Linked DNA regions of Homo sapiens: region 1 is linked to region 2. A link is a loop called in an ENCODE intact Hi-C map of the cell type or tissue named here. Cell type or tissue: CD14-positive monocyte. All regions are shown on one strand. Each heading gives the region's core, and the rest is flanking DNA. Links, peaks and the distances in the headings are about the cores only. Region 1 overlaps FAM120AOS (family with sequence similarity 120 member A opposite strand). Region 2 overlaps FGD3 (FYVE, RhoGEF and PH domain containing 3).

Region 1 (2,903 bases), core at 133-2,632, 480 kb before region 2:
GGAATTCCCGTAAGTATAAAGCCATTTTAAGATGTACATTTTAGAGACTAGCTATTGTTAAGTGGTCTGTTACATTTGTGTAAACCATAAAGATCTTTCCAGAGGAAGCAAGTCTCTCATACCAGAATATGAAAACACTAGCCCCAGGCTTGAGTAACCTAGATCACATGAAGCTGACTTCCTCTGAGGAGTCTAGGACCTCAGATATAGGTGGGAGCACACAATCACCCTTCTGGAAACAGCTAAGACTTGTGGCTCAGGCGTTTGACCTTGCTGACAAAGGAAGAGGTCAGGGTTGACGAGAGCTCCAGGAAGAATGAAAGTGCCTCTGGAAGGCAGGAAGAAAGTTACTGTAATACTTTATCCTTAGGGTGGAACAAGAGTCTGGGAAAGCTCTGCCCTATAAAGTCCCCTTCCCCATTCCTCCCAGGTCCCAGGTGTGGTGGTATAAGGAGAGTTGGCCCAATCTGGGAGCTGAGGGATCTGAGACATCCATCTACTGCATCAGTGCACTCAGAAGTGAGGATTTTGGCACAGTTATTCATGAGACATCAGCCCATCATATAAAACATGCCTCCAGTTTGGTTAAACTAGGAAGCACTATATAATATTTTAAAATCAGTTACATGTCACTGATAAAAGACTTAGTATTACCATGATGTTATTTTTCTTGAGGCAACATGATGAAACCCATTGTCTACAAAAAATCCAAAAATTAGCCAGGTGAGGTGTGCACCTGTAGTCCCATCTTCTCAGGAGGCTGAGGTGGGAAGACTACTTGAGCCAAGGTGGTGGAGGTTGGAGTGAGCCCAGATTACACCACTTGCACTCCAGCCTGGGCAACAGAGTGAGGCCTTGTCTCAAAAAAAAAAAAAAAAAAAAAAAACAACGATTTTTATGAAAGTTGGAGAACCAGGATTAAGACTGGGTGGGAACTAAGAATGACAGGTACTTTTAACAATACAGCTGGGATGCTGTTGATGACATGAATGAACCCCACTCTTACTGTAGTCATTTGCTCAAGATTCAAAGTCATGAAAAAGAGTAGAATGGACCAAACTTAGGTACTAAGAGTCCCCAGCCTGGCAGTGAAAACAGTATAGTTCCTTTGACTTTAATATGGGGAAACAGGTTCCTGGATTGACGATCTCACCAAAACTATACACAATTTTTTTTTATTTTTTCTCAGACCTTTCAGGGATGAATATATACAATTTCTGAGAAAGAAACCTGAGTACCTTTAGGAAGGGAAAAGGAATGCTGAATATCCCCAAATAACATGTCTTACATGTTTGGTAAGACTTACTGTACCCTGTCCTAGAAGATAGAAGATGCCCTGCCCTTAGAAGACAAAGAGACTGTAGAGCTATGCCTTCTAAATCTTAAGCCACTCTTCAGATAATGGATCCCTTCATGGTCAGCCCAAACATCTCAAGAACTTTTAATTTGTACCGTTTGTCTTTTTTTCCATTTATTTAATACCACAAATTCACTTTATTATTATGAAGCCAATATCTACATCTTCTCACAAAGATTCTCTTAAGAAATGCAGAACTGGCCGGGTGCAGTGGCTCATTCCTGTAATCCCAGCACTTTGGGAGGCCGAGGCGGGTGGATCACCTGAGGTCGGGAGTTCAAGACCAGCCTGACAAACATGGAGAAACCCTGTCTCTACTAAAAATACAAAATCAGCTAGGCGTGGTGGCACATGCCTGTAATCCCAGCTACTAGGGAGGCTGAGGCAGAAGAATCCCTTGAACCTGGGAGGCGGAGGTTGCGGTGAGCCGAGATCGCACCATTGCACTCCAGCCTGGGCAACAAGAGCGAAACTCCGTCTCAGGAAAAAAAAAAAAAAGCAGAACTCCTTACTGGCCTCAAAACATACTGTGACATTTCCGTAACCTACAGGTCTAGAAATCCTGTGCCAAATATGGTTAACTTGTTTGCTGAGAAGGATGTGGAAGAACTGGAACCCTCATACACAGCTGATGGGAAAACAGTCTGGAACTTTCTTAAAACATTCTGGTAAATGGGGGCCCGGCAAGCTAGAAAGTGTGGCTATAATCCCTTGCTTTTTTCCTTTTTTAAACTTTTTCTCTCTCAGTCCTGACCTAAAGATGACCCTAGTCAGGCTGGACACGGTGGCTCACGCCTGTCATCCCAGCACTTTGGGAGGCCAAGACGGGTGGATCACCTGAAGTCAGGAGTTCAAGACCAGCCTGACCAACATGGAGAAACCCTGTCTCTACTAAAAACACAAAATTAGCTGGGCGTGGTGGTGCATGCCTATAATTCCAGCTACTCGGGAGGCTGAGGCAGGAGAATCGCTTGAACCTGGGAGGTGGAGGTTGCAGTGAGCCGAGATCGCGCCATTGCACTCCAGCCTGGACAGCAAGAGCAAAACTCCGTCTCAAAAAACAAAAACAAAAACAAACAAAAAAATTCCCCTGAGAGAAAACCTGTCTTTCCAGCCAGAGGAGCAGGAAAAAATGACCCTATGGTCTGAAGAATGTGGAAATAATCCATCTTTTTTTCTCTCTCTGCTTTCTGCCTGAGGGGCGTTCCTTTTGGCAAAATGAGCAGGCAGTGTAGGCAGGTAATCATCAGAGAGAAAGCCCATCTTTCTAAGCCAGAGGATGAGGAAAAGGGGCCCCCTGGGTGCCAGGGAGTCTGGGGGGAAATCCTGAAGAGCAAAGACCTGAAAAGAGGATTCTCTAATTCTGTACATGAGCTGAATTCCGTGCTCAGCCCAGAGCTGCACATACAAGAGACAGAGCCCAGGCAACACAGCCACACTCTGAACTGACACTCGGACCACCACCACCAAACAGAAGGCAACGCAGGACCTGCAGACTAAGGCTAACGAGGCTGATTGCCTGACAAAACAGAAAAAAAAGAAACAT
Region 2 (2,903 bases), core at 109-2,608:
TTTCAGCTCTAACCTCTGTACAACACGGCTGCAGGCCTCTGTGTGCAGGGCACTCGGCCTCGTGTCATTCCAAGGGGTCTTGCACACTGCATGGTGCTGGTTTTTGTGTAGACGTGGACCTCCGCCCCCTGAGGAGTGGAACCGGGGCCTCCTCTGGCCTCCTGTAACAGCCCAGCTGGGGACAAACCACTTCCTCCCTTTCACACCCAGCTGGTCAGCCCCACCCGGCTCTGGGGCCACTGAGCAAGTTGTGAAGATTTGTACTGGGGCTCAGTCAGACACTTTGCAGGCTGGGGGGCCCAGGGCAAGTCAGCTGTGTGCCTTGGTTTCCTCCCCTGCAAGAATGGCTGACCAGCATCCGCCCTGGGTGTTGGCAAGCACCGATCTGAATGGCAGTGGCACCTGCTAAGCACGTCCAGCCCCGAACTACAGTGAGCCTGGCACGACTCAGTCACCACTTTACAGATGAGTGTGGCCATGCTGTGTGACCCGAACATGCCTCTGCCCCTCGGGCCCCCTCTGCACAGTGGGCACAATCACGGTGGCATCGGGTTGTGCCGCCACTGCCGCTGGGACCCTGCCATCAGTCCATGCACCTCTTGAGGTGGCCCCGCCACTGTCCCACACTGCCAGGCACAGCACGGGGTGCTGAGGAGGCTTTGGTGGGCGCAGCACTCCTTCCTCACAGCCCCATGCTACACAGGCCCGCATCTGCTAATATCTAACCTGCAGAGTGCAGAGGAAGCTTCTGGAGACACACTGTGTGGGAAAGCCTAGCCCCCAGGACACGTCTGGGACCACCCTCCTCTGTTCAGGCAGAGGAAGGCTCGCGCTACCCCCCGCCCCCCAGGCCTGGGTGACATGAGAGGGGCTGGCCGTGGTCTCGATGCCCTGGCTGGTGCGCTGCCAGCCGATGGAAAAAGGCTCCCTGCATCTGGTCAGCCTCGGACCCAGGCCCCTGCCAGCCTTCGATGGGGACACGGGCAGGCACCGTTCATCTTGTGAGAGCCTAAGCCACCCCCAGACGATAGGCAACACTGTCCCAGCACTCAGCAGTTTACAAAGGCTTTTCACACTTGCCATTCGAGGCCCACAATAACTCTGAATTTTTACACATCATGCTACAGGAACCCAGAGAAAGACAACAGAACAAAAACAAGACACCATTCCGTGCCACCACAGCCACTTCCTGCCTTGAAAACATCCGTCTCCCTCAAATGGCTCCTGCCCTGAATGTTCCTACCACCCCAAAGTTCCACAAAAGCAGTTAGGATCTCAGGGCTCGGCCAACACCTCAGGACCAAGCCCACTCACCTGTCTTCTGAAGGCGAGCGAGTTTCTCCTCTGGGCTGAACTTCGTGCAATAGCGAAACACAACTTCCTTTTTTCTAATTTTCGCAATATGGGTCACAACATGATGGTGCATTTGCATTTCCGCATCATTACGCTGGGTGAGAGGAGCTTGGCTTGCTGATTCTAGAAGGTGCAACTTGCAGGGTGGCGGGGGCAATGGCAAACAAACATGCAATCCACAGCTCTCCACTGATCAGGTGCTAGGCTCACAGCTGCGGCGGCCGTGCTGGTTTAAAGGTTAACAGGGCTGCTCACAGAGGACCCACAACCACCATCCTCCTGCTTCTGCTGGGTGGACTTTTGTGAGTAGATCTGCTGTGTAGATCTTCAGGGAGGAGGGGCCCAGCAGGGAATGAGGGGGCCGGCCCTAGACCAGACAAGCCCAGAGTGAGCCCAGAAACACACCATCAGAGGCTTCCTCAGACCCTCTTGGTTGGGAACAATGAAATGGCCACAAGTTAGAAGGTGAAGAGGCCCCCTGCAAACAGATATTTCAAGATGCTTCCTGGGAGACCTGACCCACGAGGGCTGCTCCAGCAGGCCCAGCACCTGCCCCGCTGAGCAGCCCCACCAGGAGGGCACCCTCATTGTTTTAGGGAGAGAATCAATAAATAATAACACCAGGTCCTGAAGGGCTTAGAGTGCAAAGTCTGACTCAATTTTAATAATGCTTGTTAATCCAGGCTTATATTCATTTTTTTTAAAGCAATTTCTCACCTGGGCATGGTGGCTCATGCCTGAAATCCCAGCACTTTGGGAGGCCAAGGAGGGAGGATCACTTGAGGTCAGGAGTTTGAGACCAGTCTGGCCAACTTGGTGAAACCCTGTCTCTACTAAAAATACAAAAATCAGCTGGGCATTGTGACGCATGCTTGTAATCCCAGCTACTAAGGAGGCTGAGGTGGGAGGACCGCTCGAACCCCAGAGGTGGAGGTTGCAGTGAACTGAGATTGCGCCACTGCACTCCAGCCTGGGGGACAGAAAGAGACTGTCTCAATAAAAATAAAATAATAAATAAATAAATAAAAGCAATTTCTCTGGGCCTCAGTTTCCCTGTGCCAGGTGCTGCCGCAGGTGCCCTGTGAATGGTTACTCATTGGGCCCCTTCATGCCCCTGTGAAGTATGGTTATCCCCGTCTGACAACAGGGAAACTGAGGCTCAGGACACAGTGGTGTGCCCCTCCCTCCCAAAAGCTAAAGGCTGAGGTGATGTGGAGTTTGTCCCTAAGTTCCCTGCCTGTGTGAGGATGCAGAGCTACACCCAGCCGTGACAAGGATGGGGTGGACAGTGTCACCTGAGCTCGGACGCATGGGTGCTGTGGCCTCAGCCATATTGCTGAACTTAATCTTTTCTTTTCTTTTTTTTTTTTTTTTTGAGACGGAGCCTCACTCTGTTGCCCAGGCTGGAGTGCAGTGGCGCAAAGTCAGCTCACTTCAACCTCCACCTTCTGGTTTCAAAGATTCTCCTGCCTCATCCTTCCAAGTAGCTGGGATTATAGGTGCCCACCACAATGCCCAGCTAATTTTTTGTATTTTTAATAGAGACTGGG

The links. A loop is a pair of places that touch in the nucleus more often than their neighbours do. Peaks named below come from ENCODE experiments on the same cell type or tissue, not always from the same donor. Only the 100,000 strongest peaks of a DNase experiment are listed, where the experiment ranks them.
Region 1: a loop joins it to region 2, with 3 times the contacts of the local background. A loop is called at or near these places in 8 of 110 quality-filtered maps.

What each region holds. Positions count from the first base shown.
Region 1 is chr9:93,443,567-93,446,469 of GRCh38, reverse strand. It overlaps FAM120AOS (family with sequence similarity 120 member A opposite strand), which reads left to right. Exons shown (of 3, transcript NM_198841.4): 3 at 1-2,903. Among named protein-coding and RNA genes, the nearest start is that of FAM120A, 6.7 kb to the left of the region's middle. In CD14-positive monocyte, for the core only: no CTCF peak of the experiment used is centred there; no DNase peak of the experiment used is centred there; H3K27ac peaks cover 271 bases.
Region 2 is chr9:92,962,765-92,965,667 of GRCh38, reverse strand. The region is part of intron 1 of FGD3 (FYVE, RhoGEF and PH domain containing 3); the gene reads right to left. Among named protein-coding and RNA genes, the nearest start is that of FGD3, 17 kb to the right of the region's middle. RefSeq lists enhancers at 1-529, 1,166-1,275, 1,556-1,675. In CD14-positive monocyte, for the core only: no CTCF peak of the experiment used is centred there; DNase peaks (open chromatin) are centred at 197 and 1,417; H3K4me3 peaks cover 1,901 bases; H3K27ac peaks cover 2,162 bases.